Linked DNA regions of Homo sapiens: region 1 is linked to region 2. A link is a loop called in an ENCODE intact Hi-C map of the cell type or tissue named here. Cell type or tissue: PC-3. All regions are shown on one strand. Links, peaks and the distances in the headings refer to the core of each region. The heading gives the core; the rest is flanking DNA.

Region 1 (10,378 bases), core at 1,238-9,237, 54 kb after region 2:
CTGAAATTTCCAATTTGCCTTTAATTCTACTCAGTGTGTTTTTCATCTCACATAATGTTTTCATCTCTAAAGTTTGATTTTTAGTCTTTTTATATCTTCCATGTTTCTGCTTACCATGTTCAGTCTTTCCTCTGGCTTCTTGAACATGCGAAGTACAATTACAGTTCTTCTAATGTCTTTGCCGATTCTATCATCTTTGTCATTTCTGGGTTAGTTTCAAATGACTGATTTTTCTCTTCATTATGGGTCATATTTTTGTGGACAGTTTTTGGATCCTTTTGTATTTCTATAAATACTTTTGAACTTTGTTCTAGAACACACTTAAAATTACTTGCAAATAGTTTGACCCTTTATCTTAATTTTGTGCTTTGTTAGATGGTATTTCTATAAATATTCTTGAACTTTATTTTGAAACTCAGTTACTTATAAACAGTTTGATTCTTTTGGGTCTTATTTTGAGTTTCATTATGTGGTATCAGAGTAGTATTTAGTCTAAGTTCTATGTTACTGCATGACTGAAGCAAAAATTCTTCCAAGTATGCTACTCAATGCCCATTTCCTATAGAAACAGGAATGATTCTGAGCCCTGGATTCTATACCCCGTAATCATTCCAGCTGATTCTTTCCCCAGTCATGGGTAGTTTCCTCACATGCATATGCTGACTCATGCTCAGCTGAAGACCCTGTACAGATCCCCAGTGTTCTCTCTGCACAGCTGTCTCCTTTCCCATATCTTTCCTTGCAAACTCTACTCACTTTGCCCTCCCCAGACTCCACTTAGGGAGATGGCAGGGTTCCATCTGGGTTTTCCCTTTCTGTACCACAGTCTTGATACTCACTCCAGACAGTAAGCTGTGGCGAACATAAGATTCATCTTGTTTCTTGTTTCTCTTGGATCACTATTCTTCATTGCCTGATGTCTTGAAAAATCTTTTTATTTTTCAATATTGTGTCTGTTTTTTTTTCCACTGGTTTACTGGAGAGTAAATCTGGTCCCTGTTTCTTCATTTTGGCCAGAAGCAGAAATCTATTCATAGTATTTTTTCAAAAAGCTTCTCTGGTGGTTTTTATTCACACCCTCAATATACAACTGCTGCTATAAATTTTCTGTAAGATATTAGTAAGTGACCCAGAGCAAAGTTTATTCTATAAGAATGCCAGTTTGATGAGACCCGCTGATATTATTGTATCTTTGAGCCAGTTTGAGGACAAAATTGCCAGGTCTACGGCTGTCTTCTTCCCTGTGAGCTTCTTCTCATAGACTCACAACAAATAGGATAAAAGACAAAAAGAGTAATGTTACTAGTAATAAAACATTTCCACAAAGAATAAACATTTTCAAATCTGATCAGATAATCCAGGAATTTCTTAAAAGTTTCTTATTTCTAGGAAGAAAAATAAACAATTTAAGAGCTTTATGGAAAGGACACCGGGACTCAAATCCAATGAGAGACTTACCTTAACACTGCAGTGGGGGAGGCTTCCAAATGGCAAACTTCAGAAGAACACACTGTTTAGGGCTAAGGTTCTTAAACTGCAGGAGCAGAAATTATTGAGTGAATCCTACTGAGGCCCCAGAACTGTTGATTGCTGACTTTCAAAGAAGACCATCAGAATAAACTATTGATCAAACAAAGCTAAGTTTATTAACCTGCAGTAAGAGAGTGCAACACCTTGAAAAAGTCCTTATAATTCTCAAAAGGGAGAGGTCACAGGTAGATATTTATAAACATTAAGGGTCTGAGCTCAAGTGGTTTAAAGTCAGGCCTTTCAAGGAAGAAATCTGGTGGAAATTCGGCAAAGTTCATGATATTATAGTTTAGAATTGGTGGACATTGTGATAAGAGGGTCTTGAAGTCCTGAAAAATAGATCTTTGATAAACAAGTTATTAGACTTGGAGAGGAATCTGTTGTCCTGAAAAGGGGTTTATTTTTTCAAATGAGCAATCTATCATCTGAATAAATTGGTTTTCAGAAATTTTCTGAAGTAAACATTGATGTTATTTATTGTACACCGTCTTATCTTCCTGGACAAGAATTTTCTTGAACAAATAGTAAAGTCATAGTGACACAGATGGTTTGTTTTCCATACTGATAGTTAAGCTATGAGGATGCAGGTGGTCTCAGTTAGAGATAAGAATGGACCTATTGAAGAGGAAAGCCTACAGAACTGGGTATGATTAGACTTCATAGGGTCTGGTTATGATCTGACCAACAAACTAGCTGGAAGATTTGAACAAATGACATCACCTTTCTGAGCCTCACTGGACTTAACAGCTGGACTGACACTACCTGGGACACCACCACACAGAGCCCAGAGTGAACAGAGTGCAGCTCTTCACCCAGAGCTATGCCCCTCTACCCTTTGTATAATTCCTGGTTCATGGGACGGTAACAGATTTGAGGTCTGTCATACCTGGGCATCAGAATGAAAAGTTGCCTCCTGGTAGGTGAGTTGCCTCTATTGAATGTTGCTGCAGTCTGAATGTTTGTGTCTACCCAAAATTCATATTTTGAAATCCTAAACCCTAAGGTGATGGGGCTTTTTGATAGGTGATTAGGTCATGAGGGTTGAGTCCTCATGATCGGGATTAGTGTCCTTATAAATCAGGCACAGAAAGTGACCTTGCTGCTTTCACTGTGTAGGGATGGGACCACACCAGACAGTGAATCTGCTGGCAGCATGATCTCGGACTTCTCAGCCTCCAGAACTGTGAGAAATAAATGTTCGTTGTTTATAAACCACCCAGTTTATGGTATTTTTGTTAAAGCAGCCTAAATGAACTAAGACAAATGTTTATATAACTTGGGTTTTCCAAGGCCTCACCACATTGTAAGTAGAAATAGGGTTACGTTAACAGTAACAACTAAACTTTAGTGGTTCTTGCCACTAGCAAGGCAAGCAAGACCCTACTACCTGGGGAGAAGGGAGTCTCGCAAGGGCTCCTTGCATATGTGCACATACACAAGTCAAGGCCACTGCTGCTTCTGCTACCCCTTCTCAGTGCTATTGCTCCTATCCAGCGTCTGCTGGGAACCCCTCTCCCAGAAGGTCTAAGAGGAACTGCCTGGTGTCCCAGGTATCTCCTGAGAAAGGGACCACTGTTGTGCTGGCTCCCTCAGGGAGCTAGAGCTGCCCAGAGGTCTCTGGGGACAGGGAAATTGGCTCTCCCCATTTTGTGTTATAATCAGTTGAATGATCCCTATGGTATCCTTGAATTCCTTTGTGTTATAGAGTTTAGTAAAACAACACTTTCAATTGATCCTCCCAGTTAGAGGTATATTGAATACACATTTTGGCCATATATGGAAAGGCGTAGTTTGGCATAAGCTGAGGCTAAAGATAAATATCAGCATCATAGAGTACACTTATGGAATGTGAATACATCTGAAATTTTATTTTAAAATTGATGATTATACTATACAATTCCATTTATATAAACTTCTCAAAAGATGAAACAATTGGGATGGAGAACTAGTAGCTGTTCCTAGTGTCATGGAGTAGGGTATTATGAGGAAGCTTTTTAGGTGGTGAAACTGATCCAGATGGTGATCCTACTGGTGGTTACATGAACAATGTTTGTGTTAAAATTTACAGAACTGTAACTGTCTAATGGGTTCTTCTTGCCTGCTGCTCAGATAAAGCTGATTTATCAAGATAGGGCAATTGCAGTAGAGAAAGAGTTTAATACAAATAGAGCCAGCTAAACAGGAGACCAGAGTTTTATTATTACCCAAATCAGCCTCCCTGAAAATTTGGAGGCTAGAGTTTTTCAAGAGTAATTTGGTGGGCAAAGGAATGGGTGCTGCTGATTGGTTGGGGATGCAATCATATGGGTGTGGAAAATGGTCCTCGTGTGCCCTGAGTCAGCTTCCAGTAAGGGTCCACAGAGGAGTCACTGGTTCAGGACACTGGGTCATCAGAAATGCAAAAGCCTGACAAGACATCTCAAAAGGTCAACTTTAGGTTCTACAATAGTAATTTTAGGTTCTACAATAGTAACGTTATTTACAGGAGTAATTGAGGAAGTTGAAAATCTTGTGACCTCTGGAATAATGGCTGGTAATCACTTAACTATGCCTATATCTTAGCAGAATTCAGGCCCTCCTATCTTCGTAAACTGGTGGCCTTTCATTAGTTTTACAAAGGCAGTTTAGTTTTGGAAAGAGCTATTATCATTTAAACTATAACCTAAATTTCTCCCAAAGTTAGCTTAGGCCATGCCCAGGAATGAAGGGCAGTTTGGAGGTTAAAGGCAATGTGGAGTTGGTTAGGTCAAATTTCTTTCACTGTCAAAGTTTTCTCAGTGTTGCAATTTTTGCAAAGGTGGTTTCAGAACTGTACATCAAAAGGAAAAAAAATCAATTTTACTGTATGATAATTTTAACAATAATATAAATTAATGATTAGTGCAGGTTTTTTTTTTAAGTTGTATAAAATTTTTATAGTTTGACATGATAGTGACTCAGAATTTTCAGCTGCCAGATTCCTTTTGTGGTCACCATCGCATGTTTCTGATACAGATTGAATATCCCTTGTCCTAAATGCTTGGAACTGGAAGTGTTTTGGATTTCATTTTTTTGAAATATTTTGGGATATACACAATGAGATATCTCACTGATGAGAACTGTCTAAACACAGAATTCTTTTCTATTTCATATACACCTTTTACACTGACAACTGAAATGAGTAATTGAAGCATAAGTTTCAAAGCATCAAGCTTTGTTGAGCCAGCTTGAAGGCATACCTGGGAAAATAGAGAGTCACAGAAGCATGTGTGACTGTTTTTTCCAAAGAGGTTCTTAGGAGGTTTAGTATTTATATATTTTCCTTAAAAGGCAGGGGAGGTGGTGGGGCAGCAGTGAGACAAATGATTACATACTTGTAAAACTTTAGTTAGTGCCTGGTAAATCTACATCTTACATAAAATAAGGTGAACATAATGAATCTCATCTGGACTGTTACGTATCTGGGAAGATAAGCTAGTAGTCTTTTGGAAAGGCTGGTTTCTGTTTAGCTGTTAAGGAAGAAAACCTAACGACTGTTAGCGAGGGTGGGGATATAATGAGGCATATGCCAAATCTCCCATCCCATCATAGCCATGAATTCAGCTTCCAAGGTTTTGCTGGGGTTCCCTTGGCCAAGAGAGAATCCGCTGGGTCAGTCGGAGGGACTTAGAGTTTTATTTTTATTTCCTAACAAATAGCCTGAAGATAATTTTATACATATTTTAAAATAGTTTTGTTCATGAAGCAAAGTTTTGATTGGTACCCATCACATGAGATCAGGTGTAAAATTTTCTACTTGTGGCATCATGTTGGCATTGAAAAAGTTTCAGATTTTGGAGCATTTCAGATTTCAGATTTTCAGATTAGGGATGTTCAACCTGTACTAAGGAGTTACTGGCTTTCGAATGGCATGTTTAATAATTTCACCTTCTGGGGAATAACACAGCCAAATACAAATCAGGAAAATGTCTTTCAGTAATTTGTTTTCTAGAAGAAACTTTGCATGCATTTACATAGCTTAGATAAATGAGAAACTCCGAAGCTTCAACTATTGAAAATATTTGCTAGCTTGTAAAAATCAATTTAATATTAGAATAGTCTCTATAAATTCAAAATAAGAAATTGTCTTCTGTGTTCTGAAGTTTGATTTGTGAATAAAATGCATGTCAGAACTCAGCTAAAATACATTCATTTTTTTCTATCAAATTTTACTTATCTTTTTGGTGTATATGATTTCAGATACATTTCTCTCCATGAAATTTTGAAATGTCAGATGGCATTCTGCTTTTAATTCAGCCTCATATAATGCAAAAAATAAGACTTATGACTTACTGGAATTAAATAATTAAAAATATCATTCTTTAAGCTTACTTTTTGAGTATTGTGAATGCAATTATACCAAAACAATTCTACAAAGATTCTAATTATGAAGTAATCTAATATCATCATAGTAATTAAATCTATATAAGCTTTTGTTGACTCAATACAATTATATTATTTTCTACATTAGTTATCTAGCTAATCCTCTTAATATTCCTACTGCCAATCAAGCTCCCAAATTTAATTACTTAAACATTTTATTAATAGCTTTTTTTTTTAACATAAATTAACAGCTCTCATAAACATTATTTGTTGGAATATCTTATTTTGGGGATAAGCCGTATACATTTCTTCCTCAGCTGACTGGTAGAATTTCAACATATAAAGCACCTAAGAAGATTTCACTCCAAGTTAGAATGCTTACATATGTTTGAAAGGCAATGTAGAGATATTAACAATATCTTTAATGGCATGCCTTCTTTAAGTAGCTGTTGTTGTTACACTGATTAGATATGTAATCATATGATCACAGGGATGCCAGAAAGAATGATGAAGTGGGCTCTCTGAAGGCTGAAGCAGAAAGACTGATTATTGCCAAATGCTGAACCAAAACCAAGTCTGTGCAGTCCTACTTACAAGCTTTTCTATCAACAACATGGGCACCTACTTCCTGTTGACAAAGTCTGAAAAAGAAAAAACAAAACAAAATACACCCACACAGTCATGAATCAATTGAGCTGGGTAGAGCCGTGTCTAAAAAACAGAAGATACCATGCTGTATTGAGAAGTACTTCTCCTTCTGACTCTGGCTTAATTACTGAATCCTGCCAGGTTCTCTTTTTCTTTTTCTCTTTTCTTTCTTTCTTTTTTTTTTTTTTTTTTTTTAGACTGAGTTTTGCTCTTGTTGCCCAGGCTGGACTGCAATGGCGCGATCTTGGCTCACAGCAACCTCCGCCTCAGCCTCCCGAGTAGATGGGATTACAGGCGCCTGCCACTATGCCTGGCTAATTTTTGTATTTTTTTTTTTTTTTTTTTTTTTTTTTTAAGAGACAGAGTTTTACCATGTTGGCCAAGCTGGTCCTGAACTCCTGACCTCAGGTAATCCACTGGCCTCGGCCTCCCAAAGTGCTGGGATTACAGGTATGAGCCTCCGCACCCAGCCATGGTTCCGTCTTTTTCTAAGTCCTCATGACTTGATTGTGCACAGGCCCACCGTTCCAACCTTCCATGCTATCATATATTCCTGAGTGTATCTAAGTTCCTGTTAGCCTTCTGCTACATGTATATACATATACATATTATTTTTTAGTACCTGCTAAATAACAGGCACTATGTATGCTAAAAAAGAGAGTGTATATCTATCTATATTCATATGTGTGTATATATTTCTAATAAATTTCTAATATAATTTTATGAGGGACTTCCACTTAAACATGGGGATTGAATGTACATATTTTTCTATTTCTCCACAAAAACGACAGCAAAAGAATTTTTTAAAATGGCATAAGCTTGCAAGGACAAAGGCAATGGAAAAGAAGCTGACACACAACATTTCAGAAACTGGAAGCAGCCAGGTAGGTCATAATTGACTTGGGAACAGAGTGAGCAGAAACCTAAGGCAAGTAAGGGAAATGCATCAGTAAGCTAATTTACTCCATAGAATTCCAGGAAGACTTGGAAAATTGAGGATCCAGGGACTTATGGAAGTGGGGACACTGGTGGGTTTCAAAAACAGGAGGGTCAGTTGAAAATTTATAAATAAAGCAGTTAAAATATTTTCACCCACCTCATGTCATTGGATGACTACCTTTCACTCACGCCGGTTCTAAACATACACCCTCTGGAGAGGCTGATTCCAAAGGGATTCAGGACTCAGATGTGGCAACCATTGCTGAGAAAAAGGCTACAATATTAGAACCAGACTACCATATTAGAACCAAGTACATATTCTGCATTGAGAAACCCCAGCTCCTTCTCATACTCAGCTGGTAGAATTATGGCACCAAAGAGATTGGAGTAAGATCACCAGGAAAACCAACAATCCAAGAAAAAAAATCTAAAAACGGCAACAGGTTTTTGGATGTCCTTCAGTGAAATGTCCAAGCAAGAATATCCCCATGAAGCTTTCCAGTCAACAAACCTTGTACACACACAGGATTTTCACTTGGCTTTCTAATGTCTAACTCTTCAATACGAACTGACTGCCAAGGATTATCAGACAATGTGAGGAAAACCTCTCGCATAAAAGACCAAAAAACAGAAAAGAAACTAAGATGACACAAGAACTGTGAGGTGAGCAACAGAAAGTCTAAAGCAAATTCTAATAAATACCAGAAGGTAACACATCCATGAAATGGATGGAAATGAGCCATGTAAGAATTTGACTTGTAAACAATGTAACTATATTACTCCTACAAATTTATTTCTTTAATTTAAAAAACGAATTAGTAAATAAAACAGCCATGTGTAATGACTCTTACAAGAAAGAAAATTGGAGCTCAGATTAAAGAATATGCCCAGAGTGACACATTTGAAGCTGGGTGTGTCTCATTGCAGGTCCAGACATTTCCAGATTTCTCCTGGAGTCCAAGGGGCATGTCAGTGGACCCCGGATGTTTCAAGCAGTATCTTGGATTGCTCTTGGGAAAAATCTCTCTACATTCTTCACCCTTAGGTTACTGTCACCCTTCATTACTACTACAAATCTTCCTCAAGACAAGTTTCAGGCTGGGGATATACATTGAAGAACTTCAACTCTTTCTTAAGTTCTTAAGTGAGAGAGCAATCTCATCAGCATATTTTTTGAAAGCCACTGCTCAGATCAAAAGCAGGCCTGGGAATGATTCAGGAAGAAACACTTGGCTCTTGTACCATGAGACCTGAACCTGGAATTTCTCTTGAGGTCTTCCTTGATGGACGGAACGCTTTTATTCTTCTTATTCAAGAAAACGAGTTCACATAGGTCATGGTACTAGTAACCTTAGCATAACAAGAAGGAAGGATGGAATTATAAAATGCTCTTGGGTATGTTTTTTCTTCTCCTTCATCCTGAATAACCCTAGGGCTATGTGGGGAGAGAGGAGACTACATTCTCAACAGTGAGACCTAGTTCCTGTCAAGGTAAGTTTGTGTTTTGAAACTAGCTGCTTGTTAGCATATGCGTAAATTATAGAAAAAAGGAAAATGTTCACAGGAGTCAAACTTGTTCTCCTCTTCCTCTTCTTCGTAAGTTCTAGAGCTGACAAACACTGGGGTATACTGCAATAAACCATGTTCCAATTCCTATAAAAAATACTAATTATTGTCAGAATTATTTCATGAATCCTGAACACATTTGATGCTCATTGACTTCAAGAAAAGGGACGAGACTGGCTGCTACAAGAAGGCATCTACAAAACATTTGAGAATGCCAGGAGTGCAAAGAATGAATTGCTAGGATTTTCTGTGTTCACCCCTATTCAACTAGCCTTAAACATGGGAATAAAAATGTTTTAAGTACACGTACATGAACATGTATATATGTGTATGCATATCAGAGGCTTGGTCAAAACTCAGCCAACATAGGCTAGAAACTGCTTTGCCACTCTTGGAAGCCACAGATTTGCTGTTTTAACTTCTCTGCACTTATATTTCTAACTTGTAAAATAAAAATAGATCACCTAAGAGAGAAGGCTGGAATTCAACACGGAAGTGACACCTAGCATGAAAAACAAGAGGAAAGTGAAGTAGCCTGCTCAGCTGGGATTAGCAGGGAGTCTGGAGGGGCTCCCTAATGTGAGGAAAGAGTAGGTGAGTAGCCCCCAGTGGCCCACCTTCCTACCATGGACTCCTGCAATCCTAGCCACTGGAGAGTCCTTTGACCCACACAAGCCCTGAGAAAAAAGGAAAAACGTTCACAGGAGTCAAACTTGTTCTCCTCTTCCTCTTCTTCGTAAGTTCTAGAGCTGACAAACACTGCGGTATACTGCAATAAACCATGTTCCAATTCCTATAAAAAATACTAATTATTGTCAGAATTATTTCATGAATCCTGAACACATTTGATGCTCATTGACTTCAAGAAAAGGGACGAGACTGGCTGCTACAAGAAGGCATCTACAAAACATTTGAGAATGCCAGGAGCGCAAAGAATGAATTGCTAGGACATAGGGCACTGGCTGGAGACCCCATGATGGCATTGCTTCATATGGGGAGCTCACACTGGGTCACCCCACCCACCCTCCCTCTTACCCCACTCTTAAGGCACTCCAGCAAGGTACCATTTTGAAAGCCCAGCAGACTGCATCCTACCCTGGGACCCCACAGACCTTGCAACTCCAGATTCCTTGAGCCCCATTGACCTCCCCCTAACGCAGACCCTGCTGCTGCTGGCTGCTGCCTCCATATCCAATGTGGGGGCCACTGGAAGCTACCCACCATCCCCATCAGCAGGGTACCGTACATTTAGAAGCACCCTGAGAACAGGCTACCCCACCAGCAACTACCACCTGGGGCCAAAGTGTGTGCTCCCAGTGGCCCTCCTAAGGCTTCTGCCAATGAAAGCAACCCC
Region 2 (10,378 bases), core at 949-8,948:
AGAGCTCACTTTGTAAAGTGAACCATCTTTGGACAGTAAATGTGGTAACAAGTAAAATGGTGATTCAAAAAGAAATCAAAGTGCTAGTTGCGGAATTGGTTGAGCGCCCTCTGTTTCAGGCCAAGCGACTGAGGCAGTGATTTCGGCAGATCAGGGCTCTCTGCATGGCTGAGGAGGAGAGGACAGGGCCAGGAGCATGGGCCTGGAATACGGCTCTTCAGTCAGATCCTGCGCCATAACTCCCAATCTGTGTGATCTTGGCAATTTAGGGAGCTACATCTCCTCATTTGTAAAATGTGGAAACAATTATACCACTTCATGTGGTTATTATGAAACTTGGGATCTGGTATGCAATAAGTTTTCTCATTTTCATTATCAACAAAAGAGTCTAAGCACAGATCTATGAGTTCACACAGGGCCTGTCTTAGCAGTTACCTCTTTCGAAATTTGGTGGATGGGAAATGAAAAACGCGTGCTCAGAACAGCCACTAGAGGGAGCTCTCAGGTCACCCTGGCATGGTGGAGGCCGGGCGCCCCGGCAGCCCAGATACATACCCAGGCATTCCCACCTGGTACCAGCAAGCACAGGACCTTACAGGAAACCCAACACCCTAAGGCTGAGGCCCACGGATTTGCAGATCAGATCTCCTCCTTAAGCTGAGGTTTCTGTGGGAAGGCACTTTTCAAGTAGCCTGAAACTGCTGTTCTTCACTGTGTTCAGAACTCAGTTGTGGAGTGTCTCTGACAATAGACTGAGATACTTAAACAGGAAGGAGACTGTGTGTGTGTCCATCTACTCCCGATGATAGATAAATAGATAGATAGGTAGGTAGATAGGTAGATAGATAGATAGATGACAGATAGATAGATGACAGATAGATAGATAGATAGATAGATAGATAAACAGAAGATAGCAGAGTCACAGTTGCCCCTTTATAAATGTAACCACAACTGTGCATTTCTAAGTGGGGACAAAATGGAGGGAGCTGTGGGGACTGTGGACACTCTGGGAGCCTGACCCACTGTGTGTTCTTTTAGAATTGCAGGGCCTGGGGCTGGGGCAGGGAGGGCACTGCCAATCTCTAAGTGGCACAGCACCTACAGCCTGCCTGGGTTCATTTCAGGCAAAATGTGTGTGTTCTCTTTAGGGTGAGGCAAGAGCCAAGCGCCCCAGGCCAAGGATGGAGGATGTGCTTGCCCTCATCCCAAGCCCATGTCTCTGCCCCACTGCGCCAACATCACCCCCCACCGCCCTGCTCAGGCATAACCTTCATGGTCCCTCTCTTCTCCTTACCAAATCTAAAATGCTGAGAAAGAATCTGATTTCCTTGTTTACTCCTCAGGTTGATTTAGCACTTACATCTTAAAACCTAGCCGTAATTTTTGATTTACAGGCTTTGTTTTTGCTGACTCCTTTCAACTCTCACCTTCCAGCATCTTCAACTGTCACCCCAAGCCCAGAACAGTCATCATCATCAGACTGAAGTGTCTTACCCATTGCTTCTGTGAACTTCTAAGAGCAAAAGTATGGGGAGTTTCTTCACTGAAGACGCTCTCCCTGACTTCCTGTTCTCCTCACATCCTGTCACTAAGCTCCTGGCTTCATCGGGTCAGTTCTGACTTGCAGGGGTGAAGAGAGACTGGTAGAGGCAGAGGGAGGTCACATGCTGGCTCCCAGGTCAGGGTGCAAAGCAGTCTGCAGCCTCGGAGAGAGGCTGTCTGTTGTCATTTCTCTCTGTAAGGGTCCAGGCCTTGCCATGAGGGTGAAGGTCACCCCAAAAGTCCACTGCAGTTTTCCATCCTCTAATCTGAAGCCAGACCTTTGTTCTGGCCCCTTCAGCTCTGAAGCGGCTGAACCATTTCCCTGCTGGCCTCATGTCCAAGCTCTTTGACTTTTGGGTGCAAATGATGTCTGGACAGCTGCTGGCCTTAACTTGGCGGCTGGACCTCTGGGCTCTGCTCTCGGGAAGTCTGACTCACTTTGCTGGGGTTATGCCCTCCCTGTTTCTTTCCATCTCCTCTCCCCTTTTTTCCTTTTGGGCTCAGACACTGGGCGGCCCCCAGCCCCTCTTGCTCAACCTACAGACCTCTTCAACCTCTTTTTGCCTTAGAAAAATCAGTTTTGTAAAATCCATTAACGTCCTAACAAGAATTCCAAGTCACAAGCATTCCCATTAGGGTGCCCACCTCCCAGTCATTTCTCCCCTTCCCCACCTCCCTCTGTGGGGATTTGTAGTAGAAATGCGTAGAAGAAATGCTTGTGGAAGGAACTATCATCTTTCCCTGTGAAGTCCTGAAGATCTCCCCTTAATGTTTCGAAAATAGTGGAGCCTACAATTGCTCTTTGAGTTGGGGGCATTGTTGGCCATTTGCTTGTTTTTCAACTACAAGAGCCTTTTCCCTCCTTCAAAAACCAACCACACACACAAAAACCCACATGAGCCATCCTGTCTTGGATATGCATCCCTGGGGTTAGCCCAGTGCTGGTTTTTATGTGTCTGCAAAATTCCTCCATTACCCACCCTAAATTGTCACCTCATTTCTTGCCAGTCTGGATCTACACACTGAGACCAGGAGACCATAAAAAAAGAGAGAGAGAGAGAAAGGAAGAAAGAGAAAGAAAGAAACAGAGAGAGAAGAAAAGAAGGAAAGAAAGAAAGAAGAAAGAAAGAAAGAGAGAAAGAAAGAAAGAAAGAAAGAAAGAAAGAAAGAAAGAAAGAAAGAAAGAAAGAAAGGAAGGAAGGAAGGAAGGAAGGAAGGAAGGAAGGAAGGAAGGAAGGAAGGAAGAAAGGAAGGAAGAAAGAAAGAGAAAAGCACATACATACAGCAAAGAGGAATTGATTGTGTTTGCTTCTTGCCTCAGGGATAGTTTGTTGCCATTGATTTCAGGTCATCTGGAATATACAATTTTGCCAGTCCTTTAACCACAGTTTTAGTAAATAGGATAATTAATTGAGCAGATTTTAAAAACAAAGTTCTATGAGAGATCTCTCCATGGTAGCCCCCAAATCCAGTGCTCTGTCTTCTCTCAATGCTACAATGACTCTCCACTGTGCTCAAATGTATGCCATTTGTGCATCCACTTCTGGCCTCTAACAGGAGGTGAATAATTTTGCTGAGAGACTGGAGAGTTGTAGAGAATTAGAGATAATTTCTCTGCTCCTGTGCTCTGTGTACACAAACACAAGCTGGACACAGGCCCGTGGGAATAAACCCCGGGTGCAGGCAGTATTTCCTGAAACCTAAGACACTGCATGCTGGACTCACTAAACCTTAAGGATGGAGGCAGTGTGGTTAAACACCTCCAGTTTTCAGATAAATAGACAGGTCTGTGATCTTCTGGAAGCAGAGCAGAAGATGGAAGCTTGGACTCTGGCACTGAGTTGCCTGGATTGGAATCTGACCTCTTTAATTCCTGGCTGCTCTGCAACCTTAGGTATAGTGCCTAACCATTCTGTGCTCAGCTTCTCTATCTGTGAGATACAGATAATTATAGGCTGGATGCAGCGGCTCATGCCTGTAATCCCAGCACTTTGGGAGACCGAGGCCGGCAGATCACCTGAGGTCAGGAGTTTGAGACCAGCTTGCCCGACATGGTGAAACCCCACCTGTACTAAAAATACAAAAATTAACCAGGCTTAGTGGCGTGTGCCTATAAGCCCAGTTACTCGGGAGGCTGAGGCAGGAGAATCGCTTGAACCCGTGAGGCAGAGGTTGCAGTGAGCCAAGATCCTACCACTGCACTCCAACCTGCGTGACAGCGAGACTCCCTCTCAAAAAAAAAAAAAAAAAAAAAGAGAGAGAGATAATTGTAGCATTTGCCTCATAGGGTTAGTTGACCAAGCAAGTTGATACATTTACAGCACCTGGGTGAGCCCCGTGCTGAGCCTGTGGTTGCTCCTTGATAAATAGACCATGGATGAATGAATGAATAATTCAACAGGGACTGGTGTACCCACTTCGCAGATCAAGAAATGAGGCTAGAGAAGTTATGGGGTGCACCCAAGGCTACAAAACTAGTGAGAGGTGACATGAGGCCCCAAAAGCAGCTCCTGGCCCCCTGCCACCACATCACATGGTCACCCCATTGCTGATGACCCCGGTAAAGCTCAGCAAGCCAAGGTGCGGTCACCTCGGTCCTGTCCTGCCTCCGACACTCAGCGAATGACCTGTCCTCAAACCTGGCAAACAGTAGGCTCTATGTGCAAAGCACCAGCTTTAACCCAGCACCTCCTCCCACTCCAGTGGGGCAATTCACTGTCGAATCTTCTCGGCGACGCAGGTAGGAAACCCCCGGCATCTGCTCATTAGGGCTCCTTCTCATTTTTTAAACGGAATTGTCATACTGGCTACCTCTGTGCTCGCACAGACTACCACAGCGCTGCCACCAAGTGTGAGGAGCCCAAGATCTTTGTTCTCTCTTTGTTCTGAAGGTGACTATTTCTTCAGGGCACGCCTTCCATCCCTCTCCTCTGCCCACCCCTACTTGCTATTCTGATGGAGTTCTCTGTCTCAGATGAGAAGAGGGGACTCCGACTGTGCGGTCCCCGCTTCCCTTCTCTCCCTTTGTCCTCCTCCCTCCATCAGACATCACGATACTCTTCTTTGCCTGCTTTCCTCTGCCTGTTCTTCTTATTTTATGCCCTCTGTGCTCTTAAGGGGGAAGAAAGGGGGGCTTCCAGTGATAAGCCCTCAGCTCCCTGTTCCCAAATGCATCCTAATCAAAATGGGACAGTTGTGACACCACATCCTAGGACTATTAAAATGTCCTCTTTGTTGTTTCACCCCACAGCGGACAGATTAAGGACACAGGCATCTGTTGGGAAGCATAATTGTCACTGCTCAGTTCCATTATCCCAAGGAGCAGCCTCCTCTGACGTTATCGCAAGTGACCTTGAGCTGCCCAAGAAAAATGCTGTGTCTGTTCTAACGTTCTTGGCGACCAGAATTCCCCCAGAGGAGCAATTGCGTCAAGGATGAATAAGATCAAGAGCAGCAAAAATCACATCATTCATCCGGTACAGAGGGAGGATTTCAGGCTGGATTTTATGTGGTTAGGTTGCAAGTTTTTTTGTTTTTTGAAGATGTTTTATTGCTTGGGAAGGTGAAGTGTAGCCTTAAAGTATTCTCATTCTGTGATGACACCCTGGCCCCAGGGGAGAGCTCTGGCAAATGCTCAGGGGACCCTCCCTCCTAGCCTTTGTTTTTTTAGTGATGACTGTGGATGTGGAGAATGCAGGAGGCACAATCTTCTTGGCAATGTGTTTCTGCTGTCGTCACACTGTGCACTTTAAGTACAGATTTCTATTTCACTTTTCCTCTGCACCCGCCCATCTCACTCTTGCATCTGGTGCCCCCCGCCCCTCCCCCGTGTTGCTGGCTTCTTTTCCACCCCTGTGTGTTCTTTGAGCCACTTGAATTTCACTCTGTCCTTTGACCTTTGCCGCGCCATGAGCTTGCCTTTCTCACCTCCCTGAGTTACCCTCAGCCTAAAGGCCAGACCGATGATACTGTGGCCTGAGGAAGCTCACAGATGGCACCCCCGAGGAACAATGGGATAAATGCTGCACGTGGCAGAAATCACCGCCAGATGGCACTCTACTAAATTCCCTGCACATCTCGGCTCTGATGAGAAATTACCAACTGTTTATTATATAAAAAAAAAAAAAACAGATCACTGAAAAGCATCATGAGAAGTAACTCAGCCCAGTGACCTCCAAATGTTTTTCATTTCTGATCCATATCAGTAAAACTTTTTGACCATGCACATCCACATGTACTTATTTGTAAATATAGATGTACTACTCTCAGTCTGTATTAAATATTAGCAAAACATAAAATATGTTTACATAAAAATCAAAGTTCCATATATATAGATATTCTAATACTTTCTTCCTGTACTACAAAGAATAGTTTTATACACATCCAAGGGTATATAAAATTGATCTACCTCATATTTCTCTTCTTCAAAAGGACCTTTATTTTTCAATAAAACAAGTTTTGTTTTGTTTTGTTTTTCATTTTTTTGAGATGGAGTCTTGCTCTGTTGCCCAGGCTGGAGTACACTGGTGCGATCTTGGCTCACTGCAACCTCTGCCTCCTGGGTTCAAGCAATTCTCCTGCCTCAGCCTCCCAAGTAGCTGGTACTATAGGTGTGCACCACCACACCCAGCTAATTTTTTGTATTTTTAGCAGAGACAGGGTTTTGCCATATTGGCCAGGCTGGTCTCAAACTCCTGGTCTCAAGTGATCTGCCCACCTTGGCCTCTCAAAGTGCTGGGATTACAGGCGTGGGCCACCATGCCTGGCCCAAAACAAGTATGTTTTTTAGCATGTACTGTGTACTCAGCACTGTAGAAGGGACAAAAAATGACTCAAATTGATTAAAATATTCTCAATCTACCAAGTTCACATACTATAGCTGTTGAGGCAAGACGTTATAACAGATGTCAAAGATTCAGAGTATAAAACAATATGCATTGTTCTCACTTCTAAGTGGGAGCTGAACCAATGTGAACACATAGACACAGGGAGGGTAACAACACACACTGGGGCCTATCAGAGGGGCGGGGGGCGGGGGGAGAGCATCAGAAAAAATAGCTAATGCACGCGGGGCTTAAGACCTAGGTGATGGGTTGATAGGTGCAGCAATACACCATGGCACACATTTACTTACGTAACAAACCTGCACATCCTGCACATGTACCCTGGAACTTAAAAAAAAATCTTAAAAAAATGAAAAAAATAAAAAGTAAGAGACAGGGAAAAAAATGTGTGTATCAGCCAGGAACTTAGTTGTGAACAATATAATCCACTCTTATTATTTTAAGGAAAAAGGAATTTATTAGGTGGCTTATAGAATTTCTTGCAGGACCAGTAAGCTAGGGTTAGATAATGTGCTGTAGCCGGAAGAAATAATCAACCACCCAAGGGATATTCTGGTGGAAATCACTGATGCAGTTGCCCATCACTCTGCACCAGTGACACCAGGGACCAGAGAGTGCAAACTCTGCTAAAGATACCGAGGGGAGGCATGCTTTGGCTACCCCACTTGCAAAGAAAGTTGAGCTCCCTGAACAGATGCAGCCACATGCTACCATGAAGGAAGAAGAGACCAATGCAAAGCCGGGGCTTCCTCCTTCACTGTAGCATGTGGCTACATCTGCTCAGCAGAACCTAGGCTGTATCCAGAAGCAGGCATCAGGGGAATCTCTCTAACTCTCCTATCTCTGCTGTGGAAAAAGGAAAAAGAGACTGGAAGGGATGTTGAAGGAGTCTGTGCATAGAATCTGTTACAATAGTTTCCATTTGAGGAGAAAGGCCGATGCATACTTTAAGCTCTCACATGGAAAATTCTGGGAGGCTAGTTCAGGACCTGTCATAGCTACATGGCTGGGCTCTTGGATTTCAGCCTGAGTCAGCTATGGGTTCCTGCTACAACAGGTAAGCTCTGAAGTGCTTCCTACCTGAGGCAATTTTTTGTTTCCCCATTGCATATCTGACTTTCACCCACTGCTGCATTTTAACTTCCAAATTCTCCTTGGTCTCTGTTCCTATTTATCTGCCTGAATTTTAAGCTCAGTTTTATATTCACCCCCATTTCTTCCTGATCCCTACCTCTTCCCTGCAAACAGATAGTTGCTTCGCTGCTTCATCTAACATTTGGCTTTTATCCAGTCCCTTGTCTTGCTCACTATCTTCCCTAGACATTGGCTGAATCTCCTGCTTATCTTCATCTCAATACACATGGCTCTGCCTCAGCTACAGACCAAAAGAAATGGGGCTCTGGGAATGGGGTTATATGGAAAATTGGAAAAATGAATGCTCAATGAGGACAATTGAAGGCAGGGGTGCTCTTTGGCTGACTGGAGAGCAGCTCATATTGGGAGCATGAAAGGGCCTATGTAAGCAAAAGAAAAAAGAAAGGTCTTTATAAGGAAGGTAAGGTAAACACTACAATATACCAAAAGCCAAGATCTCCTGACATCTTAGATAGACTTAGATGTTATGACACAGAGTGTTAAAAGTAAATTAGACAGCTCAAAGTTGATTTCTTTTCCATAAAAATCCAAGCTGATATTGTAGCTCTTCTCCTCAAAATTGTCAAGAGTCCAGGCTTCAATGCATTCTTCCAACTCACAATGTCCACCATCTTGTCCAACAAGAATAAGGAATTGGAAAGGAGAGGGTACACACTTCCCTTTGGAGGCACAACCCAGATATTGCACAGTACACCTCTTCTGTATCCAGTGAGCCAGAAAGCAGTCATCGGGCCCCACTAAGCTGCAAGGGTAGCTGCGAAATAGGGCTTCTGCTAGCTATGTAGCCAGCTAGAACTTCTGTTCATATGTAAAAAGGAAAGAATGAAGATCGGAGGATAACTAGCCCTCTCTGCCACACTTAGTGTGGTGTGACTAGGCCACTGGAGAAGTTCTCGAGGAAAGAGTGCTACTGTCTCACAGAATGAGGCTGAACAGGAGGGTCTTCTCCGGAGGAAGTCTGAAGCAAGAGAGCCAATGCCTTCCTAGAAAACATCATAGTTACTGACATGCACAGTCCTTTCATATGGGATTAAAGGCATATGAGCGAATGCAAGGTGACATTGCACCACCAGTCTCCATTCACCCAACATCTGCCCCAATTCACAGCCTGGAGTGAGAGCCTATGGAGCACTTCAGAGCTCTGCATCTGGTCACACAGGTCCAGGTTCAAATCTCAGCTCTCCAGTCAACCACCTGTGTGCACTTGAGGAATTTGCCCTTCCTCCCTATGCTTCCTGCAATAGTTTGAATATTCCACCTCTCCAATCTCATGTTGAAATTTCATCCCCAATGTTGGAGGTGGGGCCTAATGGAGGGTGTTTGGGTCACGGGGCAGATCCCTCATAAATACATTAATGCCCTCCCTTTAGGATGGGGGGTTCTCACTCTGTTAGTTCCCAAGACAGCTGGTTGTTAAAAAGAGCCTGGCACCACCTTCCTCTCTCTCTCTTGCTCCCTCTCTTGCCATGTGATTTCTGTACTTGCCAGCTCTGCTTCACCTTCCACCAAGAGGGGGAGCTTCCAGAGGCCCTCATCAGAAGTGGATGTTGGTGCCATGCTTTTTGTACATCCTGCAGAACCATAAGCCAAATAAACCTCTTTTCTTTATAAATTACTCAGTATGAGGTATTCCTTTTCAGCAACACAAACAGACTAAGACACTTCCATTTCCTTGTCTATAAAAGAGACAGTAATAGTGCCTACCTCATAAAGGTTGTTCTGAGGATTAAATGAGCTAATGCACATGTATGTTGGAAGGTAGTTAAAAATAAAAATTTGGGTAGTTCACTGCATGCCCTCATCAATAAACATTGATAAAACATAAAACCGTCTAACAATGGAACTCTCCAATTGTTTAAAATCCATCTGAGGAATTCCAAGTTCCACCAATGACAGTGGAAACACTTGCTATGATGGTTACAATCAGCGTCATCAGAAGCATTATCAATAAATCTACGTTTTAACACCCAAGCTGCTCTTAATATCCTGGCTTACACTGCCACCCAACCCAAAGCATCTGAATAAAACCCTGAAAAAATTAGCACCTATATCACTTTATACCCTTCCCACATATACCAGCAGCTTGCTGCATTTGTTAGGAATCTACAAAAATAATTCTCAGAGGTAGAGGAGGAGGATAGAGCTCCCCTTAAAGGAACTTCTCAGAATCATCTGGGGTGCTTTTCAACTGCATACTATATACATTGCCCCAGAGATTATAATCCACATTTACCCACTCACTAATGACATGATAGAGATAGCTCCTACCAGCTCACAAGAGCAGATTGTACACATCTTTTTCTAACTTTGTATGCAGTGACATCCCATTGGTAGCTTGAAATCAGATATAGTGTGGTTATTTATAACATAGAAACTGGCAATAACTATAAATCAGGGCTTCCTCACTCCTCCTCTGTGAAGAGCTACTTTTTTTTTTTTTTTTTTTTTTTTTGAGACGGAGTCTTGCTCTGTTGCCCAGGCTGGAGTGCAGTGGCGCGATCTCAGCTCACTGCTGCAAGCTCTGCCTCCCGGGTTCATGCCATTCTCCTGCCTCAGCCTCCTGAGTAGCTGGGACTACGGGCGCCTGCCACTATGCCCAGCTAATTTTTTTGTATTTTTAGTAGAGACGGGGTTTCACCGTATTAGTCAGGATGGTCTTGATCTTCTGACCTTGTGATCCGCCCGCCTCGGCCTCCCAAACTGCTAGGATTACAGATGTGAGCCACTGTGCCTGGCCTGAAGAGCTGCTTTATAAAACATTTATTAGCAGACCACTGCCACCTACCACTGAGACACTGAAGTAAGGGCTCATGTTACTAAGGATAATGTAGTGTATC

What was found. Peaks named below come from ENCODE experiments on the same cell type or tissue, not always from the same donor. Only the 100,000 strongest peaks of a DNase experiment are listed, where the experiment ranks them.
Region 1: a loop joins it to region 2, with 8 times the contacts of the local background. A loop is called at or near these places in 3 of 110 quality-filtered maps.

The regions. Positions count from the first base shown.
Region 1 is chr5:58,939,916-58,950,293 of GRCh38, forward strand. No RefSeq gene overlaps it. Among named protein-coding and RNA genes, the nearest start is that of PDE4D-AS1, 95 kb to the right of the region's middle. In PC-3, for the core only: no CTCF peak of the experiment used is centred there; no DNase peak of the experiment used is centred there; H3K27ac peaks cover 485 bases.
Region 2 is chr5:58,886,328-58,896,705 of GRCh38, forward strand. No RefSeq gene overlaps it. Among named protein-coding and RNA genes, the nearest start is that of PDE4D-AS1, 150 kb to the right of the region's middle. RefSeq lists an enhancer at 4,342-5,541. In PC-3, for the core only: a CTCF peak has its summit at 5,552 (motif pointing right); DNase peaks (open chromatin) are centred at 5,124 and 5,554; H3K4me3 peaks cover 767 bases; H3K27ac peaks cover 1,810 bases.